Regions from separate parts of the Mus musculus genome. Here regions 1, 2, 3 and 5 are each linked to region 4. Evidence: chromatin loops called from intact Hi-C (ENCODE). Cell type or tissue: left cerebral cortex. All regions are shown on one strand.

Evidence for each region. Hi-C counts contacts between places; a loop is a spot of excess contacts. Peaks named below come from ENCODE experiments on the same cell type or tissue, not always from the same donor. Only the 100,000 strongest peaks of a DNase experiment are listed, where the experiment ranks them.
Region 1: a loop joins it to region 4, with 5 times the contacts of the local background. A loop is called at or near these places in 4 of 42 quality-filtered maps.
Region 2: it touches region 4 in a loop (4-fold over the local background); 3 of 42 quality-filtered maps call a loop at or near these places.
Region 3: a loop joins it to region 4, with 2.0 times the contacts of the local background. A loop is called at or near these places in 2 of 42 quality-filtered maps.
Region 5: a loop joins it to region 4, with 5 times the contacts of the local background. A loop is called at or near these places in 3 of 42 quality-filtered maps.

The regions. Positions count from the first base shown.
Region 1 is chr16:94,879,923-94,884,922 of GRCm38, reverse strand. All of the region lies in intron 2 of Kcnj6 (potassium inwardly-rectifying channel, subfamily J, member 6), which reads left to right. Among named protein-coding and RNA genes, the nearest start is that of Kcnj6, 120 kb to the left of the region's middle. In left cerebral cortex, no CTCF peak of the experiment used is centred here; DNase peaks (open chromatin) are centred at 509, 824, 1,563 and 2,612; H3K27ac peaks cover 2,368 bases.
Region 2 is chr16:94,981,971-94,986,970 of GRCm38, reverse strand. The region is part of intron 1 of Kcnj6 (potassium inwardly-rectifying channel, subfamily J, member 6); the gene reads left to right. Among named protein-coding and RNA genes, the nearest start is that of Kcnj6, 13 kb to the left of the region's middle. In left cerebral cortex, no CTCF peak of the experiment used is centred here; DNase peaks (open chromatin) are centred at 32 and 2,493.
Region 3 is chr16:94,813,816-94,818,815 of GRCm38, reverse strand. All of the region lies in intron 3 of Kcnj6 (potassium inwardly-rectifying channel, subfamily J, member 6), which reads left to right. Among named protein-coding and RNA genes, the nearest start is that of Gm41507, 91 kb to the right of the region's middle. In left cerebral cortex, CTCF peaks have their summits at 1,299 (motif pointing left) and 2,210 (motif pointing left); DNase peaks (open chromatin) are centred at 2,202, 2,780 and 3,261; H3K27ac peaks cover 564 bases.
Region 4 is chr16:94,929,002-94,934,001 of GRCm38, reverse strand. All of the region lies in intron 2 of Kcnj6 (potassium inwardly-rectifying channel, subfamily J, member 6), which reads left to right. Among named protein-coding and RNA genes, the nearest start is that of Kcnj6, 66 kb to the left of the region's middle. In left cerebral cortex, no CTCF peak of the experiment used is centred here; DNase peaks (open chromatin) are centred at 1,007, 1,849, 2,166 and 2,745; H3K27ac peaks cover 2,533 bases.
Region 5 is chr16:94,990,275-94,995,274 of GRCm38, reverse strand. All of the region lies in intron 1 of Kcnj6 (potassium inwardly-rectifying channel, subfamily J, member 6), which reads left to right. Among named protein-coding and RNA genes, the nearest start is that of Kcnj6, 4.9 kb to the left of the region's middle. In left cerebral cortex, no CTCF peak of the experiment used is centred here; DNase peaks (open chromatin) are centred at 97, 849, 1,905 and 4,962; H3K4me3 peaks cover 1,805 bases; H3K27ac peaks cover 767 bases.

The sequences.
Region 1 (5,000 bases), 49 kb after region 4:
ACTTCTTGCTCAACTCATCCAATCAGGATGTCCTGCGGACATGCAGGGTGATGTCTGCCCATCCGTCCTGCAGGCCGGTGTGCAACACTGGAGCAGGTGTGATCCTAAGGTCAGCTAGTGAGGGTGAATTGATGACCTTGCTAGCAGGAAGCAGGCTGAGCCCCAGCCTGCTGGAGAAGAGCAATTCCAGATCGGCCGCCCACCAGGATGGGTAATAATCTGCTCCTGAGCACAAGCTGAAGTCACATCTGGAACAGCAGCTGCAACAGGACAAGCCAAACATGTGCACCGGAAGGGTGCATGTGTCGGGGAGGCCCACTCCTGCCTCTTTCGAGTCCTGCAGGTGGAGCAAACCCTGCAGTCTCTCCAGGAATGTGACATGTGTATAGGTGATAGTTCCAGCAGCTCCCACTTAGCCTTACTGACCATAATAGCCCTTCCTCTGTGGGTTGGGCACCTGGCACAGAGCTTCTGCATAACTGGCCTATGTAACGAGCCTAGCTTATGACAGCTACAGATTTTACCAGCAACAAAGCAAGACGTCTAAACCCATCCCAACACATACTGCCCAGACTGCTATCTTGTGATGTGAAGGATGCACATCTTTTGAGATATGGGCTACTCCCTCACAGGGCACACTTGGCACCTGACCCTTGCCATGGCTTTAGCAGGGGGTCAGGAGGCAGAGGAAGAAAATCCTAAGAAGAAGCGGCAGCAGTGCATGCTAGGGACCAGTGCAGCCTCTCTGGCGAGGTTGGAGAAGCCTCAGATGGAGCAGAAGGCTGCTTCTACCCGCAAAGACAGCAGGAGGTTGGCAGGCTTCTTAAGTACCTGCTCCAATGTCCTTACTGTGGTCAGGTTGTACTTTAACAAGAGAACACATAGCACCAGGCAGTTTCTGCATAGGAAGCAGCTCTTTTCTTACTGCCCCCAGACAATGGGAAGTATAAGGTCAGACCAACTGAACCAGTTGCCTGCTAGAACTGCCCTCAGCTCCAAGGTGGATCCTCCATAAGCAAAGAGCACTGTATCTCACAAGGCAGCAGGAGAGAACTGACTCTCAATAGACATGCTTTGACTTTCACATACACACCATGGCTCTGAGTGTTCTCGCTCTCTCTTCTCTCTCTCTCTCTCTCTCTCTCTCTCTCTCTCTCTCTCTCTCTCTCTCTCTCTCTCTCTCGCTCTCTCGCTCTCTCGCTCTCCCTCTCCCTCTCCCTCCCTCTCTCTCTCTCTCTCTCCCTCTCTCACTTGCTCGCTAGCTCTCCCTCTCGCTTGCTCTCCCTCTCGCTCTTGCTCCCTCCCTCTCAAATAAATGTTTTTAAGTAATAGAATTCAGAAAACAAAATAAAAGCAAGTGCTTCCTAGGAAGGGTCAATGGACGACGATGTGCCTGGTGATCGTACCATATAACCCACATCACGGTGATCTACATAGGATGCTCTCCAAGGACCAACTCTGCAAACCACACAGCCGAGGAAGGACCAACAGGCTGACATGTGGCTGAGAAGAAGCCAGACAACTCAAGCTGACTCATACAGACGCTCGGGTATTTTTTTTTTAAATCCACACACAGCCACCTACGCTATTTTAATTTAAAATTTTTTACCCAAGTTCTTTGGAAATAGAATTTTCATGAAATCCCACATGTCTAAAAAGATTTCCAGTTCCCTCATCTGATTCCCCAGACCTTCCAGCTCCTGTGCCTCCCTCCCAGTGCAGAGCATTTTCCAAGCTTTGGTGTATAAAATACAAACACTGCTTTAAGCTGAAATCTAATCGATCTCCTCTTAGTCGAAACACAAAAATCAAATTCTCATCTCAGAAGGTTTTTTTTTTCCAAAGCAACTGCAGCTTTTTTTTTTTTTTTTTTAATTCTGAGAGACAGAAGAGAAACGAAGCTCTGGCCACAGGCTCAGTTCTCTGACTTCCTCACGCTCCGGTCTCATTGTTCCCAGGGTGGCTGGCAAGTGGGAAGAGGTCAGGACTGTCAGTCAGGATATCTTCATGTAACCCACCATCCTCCCAGGAATGGGCCAATCCCACTACCTGCTTCTCTGGGAAGGATGGAGTCAGAACTCAGGTCTCTGAGACCTGAGGTACCACAGTTGTGCTGTGACCTCAATGTGCCTTTGCCCCACGCCAAAGACAATCTACAAATCAAAGGCTCTTCTGCAGTGATGACCCCTCAATTCCCATCTTTCTCACTAGAATAAGGATATCTGGTCTTCCGATCAGAAAACGACCTTATCCAGAGTGCCCAGCACTAAGACATGGCCTGTCTGATTGAACCAGATTAACAGAGCCAGCTTTGTAAGACTTGTGAATCATTTGTCCCGACTTGGTCTCAGTTTAGAAGCCCTTCAGTGCTGTGTGTTCTTGATAATGTCTTTCACCTAGTGTCTCATCAGTCTATAAAGCCCAGGTTGCTCCCCTTGTCCCTGGCCTCAAAGCCCGCCCAGCCTCTGAGTGGCTGTTTCTGACTCCAGCTTGGGATGGGCTACAGAGAGATCTCGTAAATGTAATGCATGAATAAATTCCTGCCAAACTTCAGGGACTAGTACCCACCCCCTTCCCTTCTGTGCCTGAACGAGTTCCTTTCTACCCTGGTGACAGCCCACATGCCTCCAAAATGGCCCACATCAAACACTGGAGACGGGCCCCTGGAGTGGATCTGTGGGGGTGGTTGAAGCCTTCCCCTGTGTCCTGGTCAGACTGTGATATTGTGGGGGAAGCAGTCTATTACATCCACCAGCAGGAAACTGATCTGCGCAGCCTCTGTGCTCAGCTCGCTCGCTGTCCCAGGCCTGGAGAACAGAGTCACCCAGAACTAGCCATGAAGTCCACAGCCATATTGTGCGGGACACTGATGAGGCTGCAGCTTTGAAAATCAGATTTCTCGGCAGCCTCTATGCAATGTTGTGCCGGTAGGTGTGTATCAGCAGGCTTCAGAAAAACTAACACGTGAGCATCCCTGAGTCAAAGGCCAAGAGATCCTCTGCATAGTAGCCATGTGATACATTCTACATGGTTCTTACGGCATATGCTGTGGCACATATATAATCCTAGTACTTACCCTGTAAGATGGGAGGTGGAGGCAGGAGAATCCTTAGAAGCTCGGAACCAGCTAGCCTGGGGTACACATTGGTTAAAAAAAGAGGCCCAGTCTCAGACAAGGTAGAAGGAAGGTGAGGACCAGCACCCTCTCACGTCCACACGGATGCTGGGATGAATGAGTGTGTGCATTCACACACATGCATGTGCACATATATTACACACACACATACAACACACACCACATACATACACAACACACAGAACATACACACACCCAGACACAATACACACATACACTACACACACACACATACAACACACACATATGCACACACCACATACACACACACACTACACACAAACATACACCACACATACAACACATACATATATAACTCACACATATTCACACACACTCACACATACTACACATACACATCACACACATGCCACACCACACACAAAATGAACAGTAGAACTTTCCTCATTTGCAAACATTTGTACAGTATCTATAGTGACTTATATAACAGTTTTCAAACACCAATGAATTGGCCCTTGGGGTGTGTGTGTGTGTGTGTGTGTGTGTGTGTAATTCACAGTGTAAAAAGCATATAAATGACACCCACATTTATTTTACATTTTTAACCAATTTCTTATGTTTATTACATTTATTTGGAGAAAACAGCAGCACAGGACTCAGGCCATGGCATACACAGAGGTCAGAGGACAACTTTCAGAGTTGATGCTTTCCTTCCTACCTGGGTCTCTAAAAACAAACTCGGTCTGGTGTAAGCACCTTTGCCTCCTGAGCCATCTTCTTGGTGCCATTATTGAACTTTTCTATCACTTTTAAAATCTAGACCAGGGTTTCTCTACTTTAGCATTATTGGAATTCTAGTGTAACAATTAGATGACAAACATGGATGTGTCTTTTCCTGGGAGCCAGGGGGGGCGGGATACAGGTTGCCCTATGTGCTGGGGAGATACACGTTGCCCTCCATATTGTGGGATGGTTACCTTTACCCCTGGCTATTATTCCTTAGATGCCAACACCTGAGCCCGGGTGTTTATGACCCTCAGAAGTGTCTCCAGATATTGTCAAGTATCTCCTGGAGGCAAAATCTGCCCAGCTCAGAACATCTAGAAAGAACAGAGCAACAAATCAAACCTGGCCTAGCTGTTCTCTACTCTTCCTGGTTTATACACTCCCACCACAGCCAGTTTCCAACTATCAAAGTAGTACCACAAACACAAACTGAGAGAGAGAGAGAGAGAGAGAGAGAGAGAGAGAGAGAGAGAGAGAGAGGGAGAGAGAGAGAGAGAGAGAACATGTGTTCACACCACACAGACATGAGATGGTATGTTCACACTGCACATACATGAGATGCTGTGTTCACATCACACAGGCATGAGATGGTGTGTTCACATCATACAGACATGAGATGGTGTGTTCACATTGCACAGGCATGAGATGGCGTGTTCACACCACACAGATATGAGATGATGTGCTCACACCACACAGGCATGAGATGGTGTGTTCACATCACACAGGCATGAGACACTGTTTATATCGCACAGGCATGAGATGGTGTGTTCACACTGCACAGAGATGGTATGTTCACACCACACAGACATGAGATGGTGTGTTCACACTGCACAGAGATGGTATGTTCACACCACACAGACATGAGATGGTATGTTTACACCACACAGACATAAGATGGTGTATTCACATGGCACAGGCATTAGATGGTATGTTCACACTGCACAGACATGAGATGGTGTGTTCACACCACACAGACATGAGATATATGCTTACACCACACAGACACAGCTGATGGAAATGACCCTGAGGCTCTGGTACAGGTCCTTGCCTAGCACTGACAAGGTCACAGATTCTACCACCAGCACTGCCTAAGTCAGGCCTGTGGTGCCAGCACTCA
Region 2 (5,000 bases), 53 kb before region 4:
TGCACTGTGCCCCGTGAGCAAGAGGAACCACGCATGGCCAGCGTCCAGGTGCAGAGTGCTGGTTCCAGGGATAAACAGCCCTGCTGGGAAGGAGGCTCCAGAGCTGCCGCATCATGGACTCAGAGCCACAGTCACTGGCTGGCAGCACTGGCGAGCATGTCTTTAGGGACGTGTCCTTCCTCGTGCACTGCGGGGGACATACATAGCCAGTTACAAAGGGAAATTAGTTAATCCTGACAACAGTGGGTTATAGAATGGCAGGGCAGGTGTCTTTGTTACTCCTTGTCGCTGGGATAAAACACCATGACCAGAAGCAGCTTACGGGAGAAAGATTTCATTGGCCATTCAGGTTTCACGGGGAGTCTGTAATGGTGAAGGAGGCATGGCAGCAGGGGACCAGACAAGGAAACTGAGAGAACACATCTTTAGCGAACTGGAAATAATAAAAGGTTATAAACCATCAAAGCCCCGATAAATCACTTCCTCCAGCAAGGCTCCACCTCCCGAGAGTTCTACAACCTCCCCCAAAGCACCAAACTGGGAACCAAGTGTTCAAGCACCCGAGACGGATGAAGGTGGACATATCTCATTTAAATGACCCACAGAGGCTGGGTTCAGAGGTCACAACACCGTGCAAAGGGTAAAAAATGGGGGAAAGGTATCCCAATTCACTGTTATCTCAGAGAAACCAGCTAGATAAATTAGGGGTTTGTGTAGCTGTATCTACTAAGTCTCTTTTGCCTGAGGTGTTAGGACTTTAACAGAGCTACTAGAGAGTAGTCAGCATCATGTTCTTTAGAAGACGGAAACAGACTCCATTTTCATGTAGGCAAATTGTTGACACTTCAGCTAAGACTTCTGTGAGGTCAACATTTCTGGGTACTGTAGATGGAAGTCTGGGGCAGGGGCATGCTTGGGAAGGAGCGTGAGTCTTGTGACTTGGTGTAGCTCACACCAGTGTAAACACTAGTTCCGAGGAGGAATGGGAATAACCTAGTGTATCAAGTGGAACAGTGGATGATGTTTTCTTCTCTGAGGTGTGCAGAAGCTAGAAAAGTCCAGGTCGTCAGTTTCTGGCGGTACTGTGTTGGTATGGTCCTTCGGGGTTGCTTTACTAACTTAGTTGGTAAAATGCTTGCCACACAAAGATTGAGGACCGAATGGTCCCAGTATGTACATAAAAGCCAGCTATGACAACGAATGCTCGAATTCCCAGCACTGGGGAGATGAATATGAGCAGATTCCTAAGGTCTTATTGGCCAGCCAGTCTAATTGATGAATATCAGATGCCAGTGAGAGACATCTGAGGTTGACCTTTGGCCTCAACATCTGTAAGTGTGTGTGTGTGTGTGTGTGTGTGTGTGTGTGTGTGTGTGTGTGTGTGCATGCCCAGGCATCTGTATAGAGAGAGATGGAGACACATGAGTTTTCAAAATCCAAGACTCTATGCTGTTGGCTATAATCATACTCCCTTCAAGAGGCCTGAGAAACTGGAGGCTACAGTGTTATACATCGCATAGAAAGAGCTTTGACAGATCCAGAGCTCTGCCGGGTATGTGGTCTAATCTCTTTGGGTATCCAGCTACAAAATAGGGACAGAATAGGAAAACTCAAGTCCACGTTCTTTTTCATGACCTCCGTTGCTAAGAGGATATGAAACGTTACACATTACAGTTATTTTGTCACCATAAACTATTTTTTGGTGCTATATGTTACTTACAGAGACACTAACAGAACTTTCAAGAGGAAACTACGAGGCTTCAGGATAGTTGTATGACCACAACACATCAGACATCTTGCATGACACATGAAAGACCTCGGATCTAGAGAGCTTCTTTCCTAACAACTGAATTTGACATCCTGGGTTACAGTTCAGCTTAATCCTAGGCTAGGAAGATAACCCAAGGAATTTACATCGGTCAGAGAATGCCGTCCACCAGGTCGCAGCAATGCTAAGGTCAGCATAGTGATTTCCAGTGAGACTCATCGTGTGTGTGTGTGTGTGTGTGTGTGTGTGTGTGTGTGAGTGTGTGTGTGTGTGTGAGTGTGTGTGTGTGTGAGAGTGTGTGTGTGTGAGTGTGTGTGAGTATGTGTGAGTGTGTGTGTGTGAGAGTGTGTGTGAGTGTGTGTGTGTGAGTGTATGTGAGTGTGTGTGTGTGAGAGTGTATGTGAGTGTGTGTGAGTGTGTGTGAGTGTGTGTATGTGAGTGTGTAAGTGTGTGTGAGTGTGTGTGTGAGAGTGTGTGTGCGTGTGTGTGTGAGTGTGTGTGTGTGCGTGTGTGTGTGTGTGTGTGTGTGTGTGTGTGTGTGTGTGTGTGTGCATGCCCAGGCATCTGTATATAGACAGATGGAGACACATGCATTTTCAAAATCATTGTGAGTTCTGTGTGAGATGGAAGGAGCACTTCACACTTGCACCTTTTTCCAAAGGGTTCTTTTCAGATCCACCCTAGAATCTTCTACCCACAGAAATGGAAATGGAGTGAATTTATGCGAGGCCTCACTTTTAGAAACTAACCCACTTTCTCTGAGCTTGCACTGAAAGTAGCTTCCCTCCCAGTCTACTCTTTCAATGTTTGAGCAGCCCTCTAGAACAAGGACATTTCCCACAAGGTTTATGGTGTCTACGCTCATGTAGCTTGGCCAGCAAAGGCAGACTCTTGCCGGTTGCTCTTTCTCTAGGTCTTTGTCATCTTTGCACTGTGCTTCCTTGTGTCGCTGGGACAAACACCATGACCAAAGCAACTTAGAGGAAGGTGTGTGTGGCTCACCCTTCCAGTTCATACTCTGCCGGATGGAATTTGGGACATGAACACAAGCAGGCACTAAGAGGGAAGTCTGGGAAATATATCACACAGCATTACCTCTGACCCAGGAACTCACTCACAGCCAAAGAAGTGCAGTGGCAACCACAGGGGGGTGCTGCTTGCTGGTACGCAGGCTCACACTTAGCTAGGGTAGCTGTCTGAGGCAGTTCAAGGCTACTTGCTTAGGGAATGCTGCCACCCACTGTGGGCTGAGCCATCTTGCATCAGTTAATAACCAAGACAATGCCCTCAGGTGGGTCTGATCTAGGCAATGCCTCAGTTGAGAATCCCTTCTCAGATGACTCTAATCTGTGTTAAATTGATGGCTGAAGTTAACTAGGACAAGCCAGCTATGTACAATGTGGAAATTCAGAAACACAAAATTAAAAAGGGAAGGCATGTATGGAGGATGGGAGTGGGAAGGAAGGAAATTAAGGAAGGGATGGAGAGGAAAAGGGGGAGAGAGGAGGAAACGGCATAAGCAGTTAACGTATCAGTATTTTGTTGTTCTAGCTGAAACTGGATCGTTTTATAGGCGTGACCTTCTTTTCCCACCAAACGCATAGTTCTTGGTTCAATTCATGATCCCAGTGGTAGCAGAACATGGAGGTCATAAAGGAGAACAGAAGCCGGCTTGGCAGGTGAGGGTTTGCCACAGGCAGCTCTTGCTGTGTAACAGACCCAGCACCCTCCAGCACCGCCCACTTAGTCTCTCTTGGTCTCTGAACACCAGAAGTACAAACTTAGTAGGGTGTTTACAAAATTGCTACCCAGAGGCCTTCCAGGCTGCACTCATCTTGGGTCCTCCTGAAAATGTAGATTGTTCTCGAACTCGGGTTCTTCCGGGTGCATAACTGAACTCCCCCATCCTCTTCTTTACTGTCTAGGAACAAACTCCACCCCTTAGCTCTCCTTAGGTGCCTCTTAGTCTTGCTGTGTGTGCCCTCCTCTGGGCCTTTACAAACTCTGAACTTCACTCAAGTTCTGGCTGTCTCTTGCAAGGAGGACATCAGGCTATTTTAAGCATTTAATTGAGTAGCCTCACTCCACTCGAGGCCGTGATCTTTTCTTAAAGTCAGCCAATTCAGATCTTCACTGACATCTGCAAAATATCTTCCGGGTTGTCTGGTTTAATATCTTAGTAGCCTAGAGGATGTGTGTGTCTGCCCGGCAGCACAAATCTTGGTGATTACTTTCTGATTCTTCCTACCATCAGAGCGTCTTCAAAAGGCTTCAGGGAGTACCAAGCAAAGACGGCTAGGACCCTTCTCTCTTCTCAGACTGAATGTAGGGCTCCTGAGCCATCATAGGTTGAAGGCCCTTTGGTGGAAAACAGTTCCCAACTCCAAAGGAACCTTCACCCAGGTGCAAAGCTTTTCCGGGTGCAGACAAGCTGACGTGGGCAGGAAGATGACAAAGAATGAGCTAGAGAAGTGGATCCTCACATGTGGATTGCCCAGGCTGAGGAAGCATGGCAGACGACCGAGGACCAGCAGGAAGGAGGTGAAAGGAAGATGCCCCTAAGGACAGGAAAATCCAGATCGATGGGAAGGGAAAGAACAAGAGGGGACAAGAGAATCCAGCCACTGCCTGAAGTGCAGGGTGCAGCCATGAGTTTTGCCATTGCATTCTGACTGTAGACACGAGGCATACCTACTTCCAGCAAGTCCTTTGACATGTGTGCAGGTGGCCCAGTGCCATGGTTTCAACATTCAGTCCCCGGCTAGTGGCATTCTCTTGGGAATCTGTGGGAACTTATGAATAGCAGGAAGGGGCACAGGCAGGGCTTGAGGACGACAAGCTGATCAGTCCCAACAGGGTGCACTGAAACGGAAACCACCACACAGACCCAGCCACTTTAGCTGCCATGGTTCCTTGGCACGACAGACTGTATTCTCTGAACTGTAAGCCAGAGTAGAGTCTGCCTCCCGCAAGGTGCTTTTGTCGGGTATTCTGTCACAGAAGCGAAAACCAGTGTCCCCCCACCCCCAGCTTGAGCACAGTGCTCCTGAAGACTCGGGCTCCTGGGCTCATCCCAGTGCCTGGCCCCACTAAGAGTGAGACCAGGAAGACATCCTGACAGCACAGGGTGAGAGGGAGCAGCCACAGCATGGAAGTCTGAGTTCTGGTGGAGCTGGGGGTTTACTTTGGATGTGTAGAAAGTCATGAGGCTCTATGGGTGGAGGGCAACTTG
Region 3 (5,000 bases), 120 kb after region 4:
CAGACTACATTTGTGCTGGGCAGTGGTGGCGCATGCCTTTAATCTCAGCACTTGGGAGGCAGAGGTAGGTGGATTTCTGAGTTCAAGGCAAGCCTGGTCTACAGAGTGAGTTCCAGGGCAGCCAGGGCTACACAGAGAAACCCTATCAAAAAAAATTTTTTGTAATGTCTACCTTCCTAAGAATATTCACTCTTAGAATGTTGTACACACCTGTGATGCTGGCATTCTGGACAGGAAGCTTATCTTGAGTTCAAGGCCAGCCTGGTCTACACAATAAGTTGCACACCAGCCTAGAGCTACATGAGGAGCCCTATCCCTGCTTCCAAGAATAGCCTGTGCTTCTGCTGGGTGCGTGTCCAGCTCCCCTCTAGTTCTCAGCTCTCCTCCCACATGACCTGAGAAGGACTTCCTGTTGCTCGTATTGCCCTGATAGCTGCCTCTCTGTAACACTCTTCCCTGACGTTCATGGCTCCCTGACACCTGCTCTACTTCCTCGGTCCTCTGCAATCCACGCCCTCTCAGAGCCTGCTCCACCCAGAGCTCTTCGCTTCCTCTCCCTTACCTCCAGGCAGATCCTGGGATTTCATTGCTAACTTCTGTGATATTGGATTTCCTCCTTAGACCTTAGCACCTCTCCCAGCTTCTCTGATCAGAGATCCAACTGTGTTGCGCACTTGACTCCCTGGCTCAGGGGCCCAGCAAGCTCACACAACCTATGCACTCAATGCGGAGGTGAGCTCAGCTCTTCAGCCTTCTACTCCTCTCTCCATCCTCCCCGAGAGCATCAGTGACATCATCAACACAGTGACATGGGCCAAAAAGGCAGCAAACTCCTGCTACATGTGAACATTGTGCCTCTCCCTGCATGGTGAACACATCCACTTCCACCCCCACAGCTGATGCCCCAGATCAAGTTGTCAGGGTGAGGAGCCTGGGTCCTCTGTGAGTGGCCACTTACAGAAGCCACCGCCCTCCTAACAAAATTCTAATAGGAATCAATCACCTCCCCTGCTTGAAAGTCACCAGCAGGCTGGGTGAGGAGGCACACGCAGTTAATCCCAGCACTCCTGAAAGCAGGCCAGTGGACTTCTATGCGTCTGAGATCATCCTGATCTACATAGCAGGTTTCAGGCCAGTCAGGACTATATCGTGAGACCTTATCTCAGAAGTAAATAAGTCAGGACTGGAGAGAGGGCTCAGTGGTTAAGAGCACTGACTGCTCTTCCAGAGGTCCTGAGTCTGATACCCAGCAACCACATGGTGGCTCACAACCATCTGTAATGGGATCTGATGCCCTCTTCTGGTGTGTCTGAAGACAGCGACTGTGTACTCACATACATAAAATAAATAAATAAACCTTTGAAAAATTTTTCATTAGAAGTTTTCAAAGCTTCCAGAGAGTCCCACTGCCTCAGGAAAATCTAGATGACTCATGAGTTCCTCCAGAGTCCTTGTAGCCAGCCCCTGCCTGCACCGTGTGCCTGCCCCGTCTCCATCCTCTTGCTCACCTGACTCATGCTAAGCTATATGAGTTTTTTGATTCATTCTCAGGGAAGCCTCCTCAGAAACCATCTGCAGGGCCACTTCCTGCACACTGACCACGGCCAGCCTGCGTGCCCACGGCTGCTGGCAAACTTTCCTCGTTCATCTGATTAGCAGCCGGGCTGCAAACTCTGCAAGAAAGGTATCTTGCCTCACTCGGTGCTCTGATCCCAGAGCCCAGGGCCAAGTAAATTATGAGCAAATGAAATATCCTGTATGGTCACAAACCAGTTTGGCTCCTTAAGCACACAGGAGGAGAAAAAAAAAGTTTAGAGTCTTTTAAAGTTGCCAAGTCAGTGAAGACAACAGTCATGGTCGGCCCAAAGCGCCTGTCTTCTGAGAATTGCTCCAGAGAACCAGAGGGTTCAGGTGGCTCCCGCTGAGCTGCAGACTAGACACCCATTCTCAGTCTCCCTCTCCATCAGGGTGGCTTTTAGTCCCATTACTACCCCAGCCCTAAGTTCCCCACTCCCCAGATATTCTACACCCCAGTGAAGGAACCTCTGGTCTCTCAGCTTCCTGGGCTGCAGATCTGGCAGCCATCCCTCCCTCTGTTCTTCACTTGCTTAATTCTTTGGGGACCAACAACTCCTCAAGCCCTGAGCTGCAGCTCACTCATGGGGCTTCTTGATGCGAAGAAGGAGGCAGGCTTTCTCTGGACTCTCCACTGCCACCTTCTGGAAAGTTCGTGTTATAACAACATAAATCTACACCTCTCAGATACCGGGTGTACAGTAAACAACCCACACATGGTGGCCCTGGTTGAGCTTGTCCGTGCGACCCCATACTTGTCTCTCATACCCAGCCACCCTCACCTCTCCAATATTTGGGGTTCACATCTTCCGAAGATAGTCTCACAGATGTTAGCTCCTTATTTGGGGTGTCCCCCTCCACACCACACAAAACAAACTTTGAAACAAATCCACTTCTTTATCCTCTAACCCCACATCCCTAGCCACTTCAGTGGAGATAAAAGGAAAAACAATCACTCTTGCATGTCATAGTGTGTGACCTGTCTAACACCTTGTCCTCCACTCTGCTCCACACACAAGCCACGAGCCCTGAGTTCACTGTGGCCCGGCTCACATCCACCCTCATACCTACTGTGGCACTAGGTCTGCCTGAGCTGTCGCCTCTATGCCTTTGTGTTAACTGTGAGCCCCCAGTGAGCCTTATGAAGGGCTTGGCAGACTCAGAAGCCCTTCCTGTGCCTCTGATGCTTTCCCATAGAGGTGACAGACCACACGTGGGTGGCGCCATCTGACTACCAAGATAAAAGCTGCCTTTTGTCTTCTATTTTCAGCAAGGACTACAATCTGGCCTATGATCAGTGCTCAATAAAAGAGATAGAATCAGTAATTTCTTATAAACAAGGTCCGACCTCTCTGAGTGTGTCTCAGACCTGTGATATCTCCTTTTCACTGGCCATATGCACCAGAAGCCAGGCAGCACCTAGCCTTCTTCTAGAGCTTAATGTGCCATGGTGCTCACATTAGTTGTTCTTGTGGTTTAAATATGGTCCCGATAGACTCACGGGTTGAATACTTGGTGCCTATAGCTTGTGGTTTAAATATGGCCCTGATAGGCTCGTGGGTTGAATACTTGGTGTCTATAGCTTGTGGTAGTGCTGTTTGAGAGTCTGTGGATCTTTCAGGTGGTGGGACTTAGCCAAAGAAATGAGTCACTGGGGACAACCTTGAGATTTTTCAATCTGGCCCTGTTTCCAGTCAAAGCTCTTTGCTTCCTTGATCTGCTCAGATGGGAGGTGTCTCGGCCACATGATTCTGCTGCCACAATCTTAGCCATGCTTTTCTGTCCAAGACGGACTGCTCCCGCTCAGACCATGATCCAGAATAAAACCTCCCTCTCTTAAGTTGCTGCTGCCAGGCATTCCCGCAGCAACGATAAAGGCCTGCGATGCTTTGCTGCTCGAAATTCTGCCGAGTCCTTTCCCTACTCAGGAATCAAGACATGTTCACAAGCTCCATCTGACATGAACAGATTGTCTGAAGCAGAAATCCAAAAGGTGAGCTTGTCCCTAGCACTCAGTCTCAGAATTCCATGCAAGGTCTCACAGAATGGAGCGACATGTTACTGTTTGAAAATGGACTCATTGTCCACTGAAGGCTGGTGAGGTCAGGAGGCCAGGCTGCGGGAGCAGTGGCCCTTAGAGATCCATTCCTTCTACTCCCATGCACTAAGAGGCTTTTGATGTCATCTAAATTTACTACCAAGTCCTAACAAGTGAGCTTCTCGGGAGACAAGGTGTGGGCAGGAGGTCTACACATAAGTTTCTACCCTGAAATCAAAGGCCATCTGCACTCATCCCTCCCACTGCAGCGATGACAGTAAAGACAGAAAGGCCAGATCATATAGACAAGCCTCCATCATCATCTAAGAATTTTACTTTTACCTAATAGAGGAAAGTTGTATTTATTGTCTATAATATGACATTTTTAAACATACACATATGATATGCTAGCATAACAAACCTTTATTTTGTTTTCTGATTCCCTTCCTAACTCTGTGCTTTTATTTCTGGGTTTTATACACATACATGAGGAATTTTAGCTTACCCCCGTTACATTTTCTTACCCCCGTTACATCTTCTGTTTCCTGTTTCCCACCTGTCGAAACTCTTTTCCCACCAAGTCCCTCTCCTACTTCCTATGTCTTGCTTCTTGTGTGTCCTGCCATGTTTAACTAGGGCACCTGCATGGGCATGGAGGGAGTTATTCACAAAAGCACAGACAACTTATCAATGGCTAAGCCACTGAAGAAAGTGACATGGCCATGAATTTAAAGTCTTTTTGCTGATAATACAGGTGTGCACTGCCAAGGACCAGCCTCGGCTTGGAGAGAGGCTCCTAAGAGAAGGGGAGTTTGAAAGCATCAGGGGTGGAGGGACAACTCAAAGTCAAATCGTTAGGTACAAGCTGACAGCCTGTGTTCTGCTCTAGGTAGCTTTCCAGGCAGCTCTCTGCTCGAGACAGCTCTCTCTTGCTTGAAAAGAATTCTAAAAACTCTCTGGATAGCTCATCTCTTGTCGATCAAAAGCCCTGTCTTTTATTTACATCAATTCGATCATTTTCCCAGGTCCCCCAAATTAGCATCCCACGACCCCAGCCCCCTGATTCTTAGAAAGACAGCAAGTACATTTTTAACATTGCCAATGAGTTCAGTGATCTACCTGCCTTTGTAGGCACAAACAATAAATTTAGCTGGGTTGGATCCCATCCTGAGATGACCATTCCAACCACGCCTGGACCTAAATTCATTCTGTCCCAGGCTAACCTTGAACTCGGGAATCTGCCTGCCTTTGTATCTTTCTGACAAGCTGTCTCACGGTGCCACGGAGTCTGTTCTTTACGGTCTGTGAAGCCCCTCATATAATTCATATTGTGTCCTTATATTTTACATAGTTGAGAAATTATATATTTTTGAACTCATGTTTTCAG
Region 4 (5,000 bases):
TACACACATGTATATACATGCACACACGTGTACATATGCATACACACATGTACATGTGTACATATGAACACATGTACACATGCATGCATATACAAGTGCCCACACTCTACACATGCACACACAGGTACTCACGTTCTACACATGCACAAGAATTACCACTGCTGTAGAAAACAACAAAATCAACAATCACATACCTGAGATTCTTAACAGTTCAGAAAAGCATGTTGGTCTTTATTCAAACGGGAGTCATGGGAGACTTGTTTTCTCAAGTTGATGTCCTTTCCTTTTGGATCTTAGAAATCATGGTGACCCTCGTCTTCTAACAAATATCTGAGTAGGTGAAAACATCACCCTCTGACCCCCTCCCCATTGTCTTTCTCTGATACTAAAAATATAAACAAAAATAAAAATGGTCTTGGAATTTCTCAACTTGGGCACCATTGACATTTGGGGCTGGTGTAATCCTGCCCAAGGCAGGCTGTTAAGCAGCATCCTTGACTTTAAACCCACAAGGAGGGTGCCAGTAGTACCCTCCTCATAGACCTGAGAGCCAAACGTCTCCAGATATCACTATACTTGCATAGGGGTGGGGAGGGGTGTGCAGGGAGGGGGCAAATTCACTCCTGGCTAAAAGGCTAAAAGTCAGGTCTACACTGAAGCAGGAAGGGCAGGGGTGAGGCGGGACAAGAGGAGAGGAGAAGGCAGGGGTGGGCATGGTAAGGCAGAGGAGGGGCAGAGACAGGAGGCCCCATTTTTCCTTTCACACTAGACAGAGTTTGTTCTTGACTCCCACACCCTTCCCAAACCCACAAGCTCCATTGGTAGTCACACCCATTCCTCTCAGGCTCTCTCTATTCCATAATTACTTCAGAGAGGGCAGTGCAACCCAATCCTGGTCTCATAGTCACCTAACTTGGAGAAGACTAAGCCATGAGGATTTCTATATTATCCTAACACACCTGAGACTCGGACCTACTGAGAGACAATGTACTCTGGGAGAAATAGAAGCCGCACAGCCTCTGGGCCTGGCAGACGCAGAGCAGGCGAGGGGGTGGCAGAGGAGGCTGTCTCCAAAGCTGGGTTCTCATTCTGTCCCGGAAGCTGGGGTGAGTGGCATTCTTCCACAAACAGCAATTTTAGGGCCTGCCTATTGACTTTTGAAATAATCCTCCTCGTGGTTTTTCCAAGCCATTGCTCAAGGCAAACTCAGCTCGGGGAGACCGTGTCTTCTCCTGCCTTCCTCATCTGCTCCCATCAGGCCCTGCTCCAGAGGCACCCATGTCATAGGCAAAGCCTCCACAGGGCACACTTCACTCCTAATCTACCTGGTCACTCCGGATCTCAGGAACCTTGGTCCTTGCTCATTTTTCACATCCTTTACAGTGAGTGACCACGGACAAAACAGCTATGTCACAAAGAGACATCCAGTTTGGTAGTCAAGAGGCAGTGGCCTGAGTCATCTGCTGGACCACCATGCTCTGGACCGCCACTTCCACAAGCCCTGAGCATCTCTACCTTTCCTGACTTTGCTGCTGTCCCCAGCGAAGACTCCCTTGAAGCTCTGCGGGCTTCTCTCTAAACTAATGTGGCTTAGGGTTCTTATCCCACTCCAGACCCAAATACCAAACGACCTCTCTCCAAAGGTGGAGCCCTTGCTCACTAGGGGGTTCAGACTTGCCTCTGCCACAGCCCGAAGAAGACAGTAAACACATTTACCCTACTCCTCCACTCACTCGCTTTCCCCCCTCGCCCCGCCCTTGTCAACCCTATCTCTGTCTAGCCCCTCCCTCCTCCCACAAGCTGCCACCTGGCTCTGCGAGCCTGCTCCACCCTCCCACCTCCTGCCAAGCTCGGAATCCTTCCCCTCCTCCCTCCCACAGCTCCATCCCCCTCCGAATCAACCTCTGAGAACAACAGGTTTCAAGCTATATCAAGGGAGAAAGAGAGTTTTTCCAAGGTGGTGCAGATCCCCCTGAGGCTGTGCGGCTCGAGTCTGAGATACTAAGCTTTCCTTAGCACCTTCAGTGGAAAGGGAACCTGAGAACAAGCGTCCATAAGACCAACAAACCCAGAGTCACCGTCCCGAGCGAGGGCACAGGATACCTAGGCAGCCAGCCAGAGAAATAGTCCACCCACAAGCAAGGCATGTTCAAGGGAGCTGAGCCTCCCATGATGCTCTGGAGATGGGAGCGAGCACCAGATGGCCAGGGTGAGCAGCAAAGAACACTGCATTTTAATGGCTCAAACACCTCAGAGTACAGCAACCAAAGACAACCAGAGCTGGCTCTTTATCCAGCTCAGGCCGCCGTGGTAGTTCCCAGTCCCTCCAAGGATTTTTTATTAATAATCTACTACCCTCACCTTACACCCCCAACTCACTTTACCCCAATTTCCAAACCTGGCTCTTCCATCTTGTGACAGATGCTCGTACAGAGGCAGCCTATGGGCTTCCTGAGTTCACCCCAGGGGATGGGGGAGAATCAGGCAGTCTTCCCACACTGAGGGGGATTAGATTCGGGAGGGGTAGGAGGGGTGGGGGGAGACAAAGGACACCTGGCAAGTGAATGCAGCCTTCCTAGTGTGTTGCCCCAGGAACAGGCGGGCTGGGTGCAGAGCGGTGCTCAGAAGCACCGTGGTTTCCGTGTTTCTGGTGCATCTTTCAGTCTTTCTGCTCTGCTTCTTTTTGTTCTTCTTGGGAGTTATTAAATCTCAGGCTCAAGTGTGCAGGGGGTGGGACCTTGGTGCTTAGACACTGACTCTGAGGACTGCTCAGCAGCCCAGAACTGCAGTCATAGAAGTTTCTAGGCAATTAACCGCTTCTCATAGCGAGTTCTTCCATGATGCCCTAGGGCCAAAAGACTTGTAGAAGGCATGGAGGTGGTCTGACTATGGTACCCTGAGGCTGCAGGTAAATCACTCCGGCCCTCTTTTCTGAGTTTCTCCGAGTGAATCTCAGAAAACTGCCCAGCAAGGTTAGAGCTAAAAGCATGTGCATTCAAACCAATGCCTGTGTTCACATCTACAACTACATGTAATAGTTACATTGAGTGTGTGTGTGTGTGTGTGTGTGTGTGTGTGTGTGTGTGTGTATGTATGTATGTATGTATGTATGTATGTATGTATGTGAATAAGCTAGTCGGTACATTGAAGGCTAATGTTATATATTAAATACATGTTTAGAGAATATAAAATTAACAGCGAGCATTCATAACAAACAGAGCCTTCTTACTTCTCTTTGACCATGTTTTGCTTACCATTATCAAGGCCATGCATTATAAGAAGACGTAGTGTCACCGTGCTGAGGTGGCTTGGTTGCTAGAGCACTTGCCACAGAAGCCTGATGTCCTGAGACTGATACCTCGGTACCCATGTGAAAACCAGATGCAGTGACATATGGCTGTCACCCAGCATGGTCAGGAGTGGAGAGAGAGGAGGCTCTAGCTCAGTCAGTCAGCTCCAGGTTCAGTGAGAGATTCCATCTCCAAAAGGTGGAGAGAGGCCTCTGACCTCAAACCCCCACACAAAAACCCACTCCCACGCTTCTTTTTCTTTTCAATTTTTTATTAGATATGTTCTTTATTTATATTTCAAATGCTATCCCAAAAGTCCCCATACCCCACCCCCCGCCCTACTTCCCTGCCCACCCACTCCCACTTCTTGGCCCTGGTGTTCCCCTGTACTGGGGCTTATAAAGTTTGTACTACCAATGGGCCTCTCTTTCCACTGATGGCCGACTAGGCCATCTTCTGCTACATATGTAGCTAGAGACATGAGCTCTGGGGATACTGGTTAGTTCATATCGTTGTTCCACCTATAGGGTTGCAGACCCCTTCAGCTCCTTGGGTACTTTCTCTAGCTCCTCCACTGGGGGCCCTGTGCTCAGTCCAATAGGTGACTGTGAGCATCCACTTCTGTATTTGCCAGGCACTGGAACAGCCTCACAAGAGACAGCTATATCAGGGTCCTTTCAGCAAAATCTTGCTGGCATATGCAATAGTGTCTGCATTTGGTGGCTGATTACGGGATGGATCCCTGGGTGTGGTTGTCTCTGCATGGTCCATCCTTATCAGTTAAGTGCATATCATGTGAGTTCTTTTGTGATTGGGTTACCTTACTCAGGATGATATCCTCCAGATACATCTATTTGCCTAAGAATTCACGCTTCTTTAAAAGAAAGATTATTCAGTTCAAGTCTCATCAACTTGTATTATGTTGGGCTCTCTTAAAGACCCAAAAATTGTGTTCTGCAATTTCAGAAGTTCATTTGAGATGCTAAAAAAATTCATCGTCGACCAGTGTCCACTTCAATGGGCACTTTAATCCACTGTGTTTGGTACTAGTAGGAGGCTCCATCTTGAATGCACTCCTATTCTACCTAAGTGGCTACGCTTCAGAAATCCTCTCCACTCAGCGCATATCACTTCCTGCTCTGTGCCACGCATTGCCTGGAGCACAGGAGGGACCGGAGGGATCCTGGGCTCAGTTAACCCAGCAACTGCCCTGCTGTGTCCAGAAATCAGTTCCTAACCGTAGCCATCCAATGCCCGTGCCTCTGACAACATTTCTTTCCGTCCTTCCCAGTCCCAAAGAGGAGCAGATCTGAGGGTGAATGATGGGAAGCGGGGCAAATATGATCCCAATGCACTGCATGAAGTTCTCAAAGAATAGAAGCATTTTTAAAGAAGGAAGAAAAAAAAAAAACCAGGAACCAGTATTTGTTGCTATCAAGGAAAATAAAGTCATTATTTTTTAAAAAAAAATTGTTAAGTAACATTTAAAAAAAATACAGAAATTCTTTTGAAAGTGTTTTCTCCTCTTCAACTTTCTGGAAGAGTTTAAGAAGGAAGCACATTAATTTTCCATTTTCCTTAAATGTTTGGTAAAACTCACCAGCAGGCGTGCGTGCTCAGTCCAGAGCTTTTCTCTGCTGTGAGTCTTTCAAGCATGGGTTCTCTGTCCTTATATGATAGTGGTCATCGCAGAATGGCTGCCTCTCACAG
Region 5 (5,000 bases), 61 kb before region 4:
CACACCCTTCTGTAACTTTCTTTTGGACATAGATTTTGGGAAAGTGCCATGATAGCATCCTGACCAGTAAGAGACCAGCCAACCAACTCCTGCCTAGGGTCCCAAGATCCAAGAGAGTAGAGAAACAGTTTGCCCTTCATCCAGACTTGGCTGGGTCCTCAGCACCATGAGGAGCAAGAGTTAGGGAGGCAGAAGCCGGCTGTGAGCTCCTCTAGTCAGCTTATGAGCACGGTAACTGGCTTCCACGATTGCAGACACAGTGAGGGGGGAGGAATCCTTCCCAGTAATATAAACAAAGGAGAACCTGTGCTGGGGGAGTCTTAGCATTCAAGTTCATCTGGACATTGATTCAGGTGAGTACCAGGATCCACTCCACCTTACCTTGCTAGACATTGGTTTGCTTTGCTTTTTTTTTTTTCCTTCACAGGCCATGGCCCCCGTCAGTTTTAGCTGATTAAACACAGTGCCAGCTACTGCATATCAAGTAAAAAGCCTTGAGCGGTGGCATCCGGATGCAGTGGGTGCAGGTTTCAATTAGTACGGAATCAACAAGGTTTAGGGAGTCGAATGTCAGCAGCACTTCTAAGGAAATCCTCTCTTGAGGACACATCTGTGTGTGAGATCTTAAGTTGGTACTGACTTGTAACGTGGTATAAAACTGGGCTTTCCAACACAGTGGACATGTTGATGTTTCCTAAAGAGCATGCATGCAGAGTGTTTGGGACGTGGTTAAAGCAATATGTATATAGCTGTTAGATTTTTAACTCGTCTCTAGCTGGTGAAGTTAGAGCTGTGTGTTCTGAACACGGGGAAGGGGGTGAGGGATTATACTGGCTTTTGAATTTTGAATCCTGATGGCTGTTGACAAGTTTGTCCATGTTTTAATTTATACGGCTTGCTATCTGAAATAGAAGTGATGTGTAGAATATTTTGGGACTTAAACAAGCTGTACTCTGGCTTTGATCCATCTGCTGTTACCAACAGAAGGAAAGTGGAGATTAGAGGCATGCAGCAGCAGAGGCTGTTGGATAAAGTGGCCTGTCTGTGGGATTTAAAGTTCAGATTCTCTCATAAACTTTAGAAGAGAAGGCTATCTAGAAGCAAGATTAGGAAACTGCTCTATCTTTAGTTCCAGTGGATTCTGTGTGGTAATCAATTGATTTCTCACCTAATAGCCTTTAGTCACAGAGGATTCCATGCTTATAGATTCGGTCCTAATTTTCCAAACTACAACTTGCTTCCTTCCTGGTGGCTTATCACTGAGTAAAGTGCCATTGTGCCTTCTGGGGTCGACAGCACACTCCAGATCAACGGTTTACCCATTGCACATAAGATGAGTTAAGGAGAGCAACTCCATAAGATCTGTCCCTGCACGCAGGTCTCATTCTCATTCTCATAATTTTCAAAAATTACACAGATGCCTTAGCTTCATATCTCTGAGACATCAGCAAGCAGCACATTTGTGTCTATGGCCCAAGTCTTTACTGGGTCTGTAGGACTCACATAGATGGTTTCCTTTGAGCTAGGCAAATGTGTTGTCCTGTCCCTCTGTCCCTCTGTCCCTCTGTCCCTCTCTCCCTCTCTCGCTCTCTCTCTCTTTACATCTCTCCCTCTTTACCTCTCTCCCTCTTTACCTCTCTCCCTCTTACAAACCCTTTCTAATTTACAGAGTGTTTATAAATGGAAAAGCAGCTTTAGAATAAACAGCAGGAAGGCCCATTGGCTATTAAAACATGTGAATAAACCCTAATCGAACCTTAGCACCATCCCCCGATGTTTACAAATAGAAAAAAAACGAGTCTGCCTTCCAGGATTCCGTGCTGATGGGAACCAGCACAAAGGGAAGCTCGGCCTAAGCCAGATCAGAACAAAACCTCACCCTCACTCAAATACAACAGAAGTAACATGTGGGCTGGAAAGGAGAGCAGGCCAAGGAAGAGGCGAGGAGGAGGAGAAGGGGAAGGAGAGCAGAAAGAGGCAGGTTTTGTTTTCCTCCGAAGGATCATTCTTTCTAAATCACATTTGTGATAGTTTGTATGAGAACTTTACGCCTGGTGGAATATTAATTCAGATTTAGAACTTAATGGGTTCGTACCTGTGATCTCCTCGGTTTGTAATAATTGTCACGTAAGTGCCAAAAGAGAATTAATTCATCCTAGAGTTTTACCAAACTATGAAATTTGTATTAACAGGAAAGTAGGAATTGGCTGCTACGCTGAGAACGGATCAGAATGCTTCCAAAGCCTTAGGAGCTCCATGCTAGCTGCCATTTCCATTCGTGGCAGTTGAAGTATTTGAGAATCTAGCAAAACAGCACACAGCCATTTGGTATAAAATATATTTTGAATAATGATGAACAGTTGCTTCTAGAAATAACTAGGATCCATTACAGAAGGGGTCATGGCAATCGCACTTAATAGGCTAATGGGATTCAAGGTTTATCCTTACACTGCCTAAAATATGCACCTGATTGATATCATTCAGCAGCATTAATTAATGGTAACATTACATGCCTTTGATATCTTTAAATGTGTCCTAATCTATAGCCTCCATCCAGTCACACCCCAAACCAATTATATGCATCTGCTTATTAATATATAGTTATTTAAACCTCCAGAGAATTACTTTACTCAGTGATCAGTGTTCAAATAGCCATTTGAATTGGTACACTGTTAAAAATTCAGGAAGACTATCTACCGACTTTACTAACTGCTGTACAGAAAGTGAATGCTGAGTTTTATCCACATGGTTTGATTTGATTCACCTCTATGCAGATTCATCCAGGTTGGGCAGAGGTCCTTAACCCTTTCCTCTCCGCTACTCAGCTTTGATCCAGGACCACAAACTATGAAATGATGATATGTCTACTGAACAAATTTTAGCTAAGTCTCCTCCCCCACAGGGTCCAATCCTTAGCCACAGAGATACCATTTCTGGTGTCAGATCTTAACAAAAGGACTGGCAGGGACATACGTGCATGAAAAGATCCCCATGCAGTGGCTGCTGAGTGGAGCCTGAGAGCAGTTAGGCACCATGCGGGAAACACATCCGCAGGTTTAGGTTAAATCTTGGTTCTATTCTCTTTAAACTTACAGGCATCTATTTTTTCCCTGTGCAACATGAGAACTGGCTTGTTTGTTTGTTTGTTTGTTTGCATTTCTTTCGTGTCATTCAGCAGGAATTCCTGTATGTGTGCTGCAGCTTGCTTGACAGGTGATTTGTTCCTTGGTTAAGAGCCCTGGCTCTGGAGTCTCATAAATGTATTTAGATAGAGGTCTAAGTGTATTAGTCTCTTCTCTCTGGGTTCAGTGGAGTCACAGCAGCTGTAAAACAAAGGCTCGCTACTCCCTTGAGCCTCCCTTGCTGGCTAGCAGAGGCTCTGCCCCTGTGTCTTCTTCATTCAGAGATCCAAGCTGAAGGACCAGTTTGGTCTGGAACACTCTGTTCCCAGGCAAGGGAAAGAAGAATGTCAGCTAAGCCACACAGTTGCCAGTGGCTGATGGGATGGAAATGTGGCTTACCTCTACAGTGAGATAACGCAAGCCATTCAGCAATGATGATATCATAGACTTCATTTTCTTCCAGGGCAGAAAGTTTGATGGCAATAATACTCAGGGAACAGAGGCAAGTAGATCTCTATGAGTTCAAGGCCAGTCAGGTTTGTTTAAGTAGCTTCAGGATGTCTGGGGCTACATGATGAGACCCAGTCTAAAATAAGATGTAAAGAGAAAAACAGCATAGCAGGTGGATAACTAGAGACAATGAAATAATCTATTATACTAGCTGCAGCAACTTTGTGCCTTAGCTTTCCAATCTATTCAATGGAAATAATGAAACCAGGAGCTCCACAGGATGTCAGGAGGACCAGCCTACAGTACACACACAGGAATGTCAGCGGGACCAGCCTACAGTGCACACACAGGGATGTCAGAGGGACCAGCCTACAGTGCATAGCTCTGAGCAACACCCAGCAAGCCAGAAGCATATTATAAGTAGCAGGCACTGCTGGGTCTTTGTCCTCAGTGAGGCTGAGTGTTGTGTTGCAGTCACAGTCGTTAGACAAAGGCTTTCTATACTTTTGGCTACTCTGGTCTGGATACTAACATTTGTCTTGGGCCTTTCAGAACAGCATGCATCCACACAAGTTCTGCTGGAGTGTGTTGCTCTGTTTTATTCATCATGCTATTATTGTTAATTTCTCAATAATGTATAAAGAAAATGTTATTGTTGGTGCGCGTGTAAACAACAAAGCATATACAACATTTGATACTGTGATCTGAGGTACTTACCAGGTATCTCGTATTAGGCCCCCCATAGAGTAAAGGGACCACTATCATTGCATAACTGCTACAACATAAAATCCCCAAGTGAAGCAATTTAACCAAATAGAAGGTTTTTCTCACTACTGTACTCGGGCTTTGCTGATGCTACCTGGAGACCCAGACGAATGAACACTATTACGTTGAAGCACGAGTTCCATGTCCTCCCAAGTGTTAATACCAGCTAGCAAACAAGAGTGAGGAAAGGCCTTTGTTTCTGCTTGTCTTTTAAAGCCACACCTAACTTCAGGGAGACCTAACAATCAGAGCTTAACCCTGCCCAGGACAAAGGTCTACAGATCGCACGTGGGAGATTTCAGCATATATACCATTATAGATGTATGATATAGCTAATATGAGTTAGGAATAAGAAAAGAGGGGTAGATGAGATATCCCAACCATACAAAGGTTGTGTGGGGTGTGGGTTAGAAGTTGGTGGCACCCTTAAGCCATTCTTGGATGAATGTATTATTTAAAATAAACTCGTTGGGATCTCTTGACTTCTGGAGTGGGTGTAGATGATGCTTAACAAAAGAGGTGCAAATTCATATGATTTGACTTCTGCTTGCTGAATTGCCAGAGTAGAGGCAAAGCAGAGCCCACTTCACAGCCCTTGCTCAGGAGTGGCTTTCTAATCCTGACAATTACACCCACACTGTGTCTGAGCATGCTGGAGAATTA